Regions from separate parts of the Homo sapiens genome. Here region 1 is linked to region 2. The links are chromatin loops, found by intact Hi-C in ENCODE. Cell type or tissue: heart right ventricle. All regions are shown on one strand.

What was found. Hi-C counts contacts between places; a loop is a spot of excess contacts. Peaks named below come from ENCODE experiments on the same cell type or tissue, not always from the same donor. Only the 100,000 strongest peaks of a DNase experiment are listed, where the experiment ranks them.
Region 1: a loop joins it to region 2, with 2.2 times the contacts of the local background. A loop is called at or near these places in 3 of 110 quality-filtered maps.

Annotation. Positions count from the first base shown.
Region 1 is chr22:19,227,191-19,229,690 of GRCh38, forward strand. All of the region lies in intron 11 of CLTCL1 (clathrin heavy chain like 1), which reads right to left. Among named protein-coding and RNA genes, the nearest start is that of SLC25A1, 50 kb to the left of the region's middle. In heart right ventricle, no CTCF peak of the experiment used is centred here; a DNase peak (open chromatin) is centred at 1,161.
Region 2 is chr22:19,352,709-19,355,208 of GRCh38, forward strand. It overlaps HIRA (histone cell cycle regulator), which reads right to left. Exons shown (of 25, transcript NM_003325.4): 22 at 1,288-1,410; 23 at 648-811. Among named protein-coding and RNA genes, the nearest start is that of CLTCL1, 62 kb to the left of the region's middle. In heart right ventricle, no CTCF peak of the experiment used is centred here; a DNase peak (open chromatin) is centred at 943.

The sequences.
Region 1 (2,500 bases), 130 kb before region 2:
CTAGGCTAAATACAGAACTAGGAGTTGGGGATTGCATTTAAAAAACAATGAACACTCCTGGAAACAATTTTGATGAGGCATAAAATCTTTTTTTTTTTTTTTTTTTTGAGACAGGGTCTCACTCTGTTGCCCAGGCGAATGGAGTGCAGTGGTGCAATCTCGGCTCACTGCTGCTTTGACCTCCCAGGCTCAAGCAATCCTCCCACTTCAGCCTCCCAAGCAGCTGGGATTACAGGCACATGCCACCACACCTGGCTACTTTTTTTTTTTTTTTTTTTTGAGATGGAGTCTCGCTCTGTTGCCAGGCTGCAATGCAGTGGCATGACCCCACCCTGCTCACTGCAACCTCCGTCTCACGGGTTCAAGTGATTCTCCTGCCTCAGCCTCCCAAGTAGCTGGGACTACAGGCATGCGCCACCACACCCAGCTAATTTTTGTATTTTTAGTAAAGACAGGGTTTCACCATGTTGGCCAGGCTGGTCTCGATCTCTTGACCATGTGATCCACCCGCCTTGGCCTCCCAAAGTGCTGGGATTACAGGTGTGAGCCACCGCACCTGGCCCACCTGGCTAATTTTTATATTTTTTTGTAGAGATGGGGTTTGGCCGTGTTGTCCATGCTGGTCTCAAACTCCTGGGCTCTGCTCACCTTGGCCTCCAAAAATGCTGGGGTTATAGGCGCGAGCCACTGCACCCAGCCACTAAATATTCTCTTGAAGTAAGTAATTTTTGGGCTAAGACTGGATAGGTCAACACAGCAGCCTTGCAGCATGGCTGAGTGAGTGCTCCCTCAGTATCTAATGATGGTCTTGACAAGCTACACTCCTGGGTGCCTTCCCCTGCCACCTGGCACACTCTTTCTTATTCCTTCTAGGATCTGCATCACCAACCAGGTATGGCCACAGAGTGACCACAGCCACTGTCACACACCAGACCACTTCAGAGTGATGCACAGAGTTGACGATCAAACACAGTACTAAGAGTAGGGCTTTAGAACATCTAGCACTTACCTGAGTCTCCTATCCTTTGTTTCCTTCAGGTTTATCTTTACTTCTTGTTTTCAAACATTTTCTCCTCATAGCAACAGTGTATTTTATAGAATGTAGAAACCATCACGCAGTCCTACTGCCCAGAGAAGACTGCCAGCGTCCTGGGGCACTAAGCCAGAGCCTGCTGGCACCTCACCCAACTACTTGTTTCTCCTTTAGGGTCTGGGCATTCCTTAGGGTCTGTCTGCCAAGTTTCTGAGTGACGCTTGGTGTGTTTCAAATCTCATTCACCAGAAACGGTTACATACACTCACAAAGTCATGAGAGTCCAGTAGACCCCAAGCAGCAAATTAACAGTACTTTTATTTCCTAGAGTTGGAATATGACCCACTTCTTAGCAGCTAACTTGTAGATTTGAATAAATTGAGGTAACAGAACAATATACTTAATATGTTGTTTCCTAATTATAAAAACAGTAAGTGATTATTAAAGAAAAATCAGAAGAGATAAGTAAAGAACAAAGTGAACTTGTACAATCTTATCCACTTAGTACCGTGGTGAACAGCTTGATATAAACTCCTCTAAATCCCTTTCTTGTATATATATCTAAATTTAACCCAAAATAGCACAGACATGTGATTTGATTATACCTGCTCCCACAAGTTTCAGGCCAACAAATGATGCCTCACCACAGTGAGATACCACTGCACGCCCATTAAGATGGTGATTACTATTATTATTATTTTAGACAGGGAAGATGTGTTGGCAAGGATATACAGAAATTGGAACAGCTGAGCATTGCTGGGAAGAATATAAAATGGTACAGCCTCCTGGAATACAGTATGGTGGTTCCTCAAAAAGGTAAACATAGAATTACTGTAGGACATGATCCAGCAAGTCCACTTCTGGATATATGCCCAAAAGAATTAAAGCAGGGTCTCAAATAAATCTTTGTACACCCATGTTAACAGCAGCATTATTCACAATAGCCTAAAGGTAGAAGCAACCCAAATGTTCATCAATGGATGAATGGATAAACACATGTCATATATACACATGGTGGACTATTACTCAGTTTCAAAAATGAAGGTGTTTCTAACACATGCTACAACATGGATGAACCTTGAAAATAATATGCTAAGTGAAAAAAGCCAGGTAAAAGGACAAATATTTTGTGGTTCCATGTATATGAAATATCTTGAAAAGCCAAATTAATAGAGACAGATTAGAATGGCAGTTGTCAGGGGCTGGGAAATGAGGAGTCACTGCTTAACAGTTACATAGTTACTCTGGGATAATAAAAGTTCTGGAACTATGTAGTGGTAATGGCTGCATAGCATTGTGAATGTTCTTAATGCCACTGTATCAGACACTTAAAAGTTGTTAAAATGGTAAATTTGGTTATGTATATTTTACCACAATGAAAAAAAGAAGAAAGGAAGAAATGCTGCCCTAATTAGAACTGTTTCCATGAAAGTCCTGTATCATGATTTCTGGAAAATCCTTTTAAGG
Region 2 (2,500 bases):
ATGACAAAAATAAAGCAAAAAGCCCAGGAAGCTGCACAGAGAGAGCTCTGGGAGGGCCTGCCCCATGCCGCACCCTGAAGGCTGCACTCAAGTGGGAGGAAAAGTTGGTAAGGCTATTGGAGTCACTGTGAGGACAGTGCAGCCACCTCTTCCAGCACACCTGGCTTTCTGCAAGGGAGGCAGCAGAGTGAGAGCTCTGGCGGGAAGTGCCAGAAATGGAGGGCCTCAGTAAGTGCAGGACATCAGGCAAGCCTGTCCAGGGCAGGAAGGGCTGGGAGGAGGAAGAGAACCACTGCTACAAGATGCCCTCACTGATTAGCAGCACTGCCAAGTTGTGGTGCAGGGCAGGAGCCAGAACATAGAATCTGCTCCTTCAGACCATGTCTTTCCACCCAGGCATCTATTCCTCCGTCCTGCTGCCTGTCCTGCTGCTTCTCTGCGGGAACACCCTCAGGGTCACTCTATTCAGAGCCTCAGAGCCTATAAGGGGCTGGGTGCCTGCTGAGCTGCCTTGACTGCAGCTCAGGCTGGGAGGTAGAGGCTGCTGGGCCATCACATCTTTTCCCTGATTTCACAGGGACTAAGTGAGGCCTGGGAGGATGGAGGGGCAGAAGGAGAAGGCTGCTCAGGGCTGCCAGGAGCCTCACCTTCGTTTACGAGGTACCGTGCGTAGACGAGGAGCCAATGGCGGTACTCGTGGCTGGACTGCAGGGTGAGTGCTGCTGCCACCTGGTTCTCTAGGTAGGCCAGGGTGGTCTCTTGCTGCACCACATGAGGCACGGAGAAGAGCCGGGCAGCCTGCCTTCCCGAGCTGCAGAGACCAGGAGAGTTTCCATGATGGGGCAGCAGGCACTACACAGAGTCAGGAACTGCCCCCGTGTGCAACAGGCAAGGAGCTGGCAGGAGGCAGGCACCAGGGCTGCCAAGGCCTCCCGTCCACTAGCCAGTCTGTTGGCAGATGCCAGATCTGTTGTCTGCCCATCCCCACGCCCCAGCCATGTGCCTCCTGGCACCCTTGGGGTATCTCACCCAGCACCTGCCATCTGGGCCCCTGAAGTGACAGGGCCAGTGATTGCTGCCCCCAACCCCAAGATATTACCTGATGCAGGACCACTACCCTCAGCACCCCTAGTCCGTCCTGCCCAGCCTGCCTGTGCTGACCAGCACCTGGGGCACAGGGGAAGGGCAGGTGGAGACCAGGCCTGGGCAGGGACTGTGCGTGCACTGACCCAGGCACTTCCCCAGGGCAGGACTAAGGACAGTGGCCATGGCATTCAGGTCACGTACTTGGAGGTGCGGCCCTGGATTATGGCTAACGGTCCTGAGCACAGCATGGCGTCCTGGGATGGCAGGCTGCTCCTAAAGTCTGCACACTGAGCCAGTGAGTCCTGCTTGTCAGAAACCAGGTTCCTGGGGAGGCAAAGGCAGGAGCAGAGCTCAGGAAAACCAAGAGATCTGGTTGGCCTCTTTGCCAACCAGAGAAGGCTGGCAAAGAGGCCACAGAGAAGCAGCCCCTGCCGACACAGAAAGCCAGTAGAGGCTGAGCGCCCCTGCACTTCCGCACAGGCGCCTATCACTGACAGGTTTCATGGTAATGGGTCTGATAGATCACTGTTCCAAAGGAAAAATGAGTGAAGTGAAGGCTGTGGATAGGGCCCTTGCTGGGAACACTTCAGCTCCATATGTTGGTTCCTGATGACTGCAGGCCTCTGTGTGCAGTGTGCTCTGATGCTCAGCTCAAACACTGCCATGGTCTGCCCACAGGGCCACATGGCCTGGGCCCTGTAGCTAGCGAGCAATGCCAGGCCTCTACCTGCCTGTATTTCTACAACTATCCCAGACTGGCAGTCCTTCCACCTTCTCTGGACCCTTCTCATCCTTGTGAAGAAGACTCTTCACACACTTTTAGAACAGCTAGATGTCTTTGTAAATGTGTCCAAAATACAAAGATGCCTACAGAGAGTCAATATTTCTCTTCTTAAATAATCAGCTTATTTCCATTATTACAGCAATCATATATAATAGACAACATTTTGCAATTTGGGGGAGCAGGCAGTGGAGATTTTTTTTTTCCTTTGAGACAGGGTCTTACTCTGCTGCCCAGGCTGAAGTGCAGTAGTGTGATTACAGCTCACTGCAGCCTCGACCTCCTGGGCTCAAGGGATCTCCTGCTTCAGCTTCCCAAGGAGCTGGGACTACAGATGTGTGCCACTGCACCTGGCTTATTTAAAATTTTTTTTTTTTGGTAGAGACAGGGTCTCACTATGTTGCCCAAGCTGGTCTCAAACTCATGGGATCAAGCAATCCTCTCAGCCTCCCACAGCGCTGGGATTACAGGTGTGAGCCATCGCACCCAGCAGATTTTTTTTTTCCAAATTCAAGAAAGAAGTCTCAGTGTGAATGTAGACTTCTGCATGGCAGTTCTTAACAGAAAAGGGGCTAGGAGGTAGCAAGCTTTGGTTCTTAAGGACCAAAGGTATAGACAGAAGAAAAGAACTTG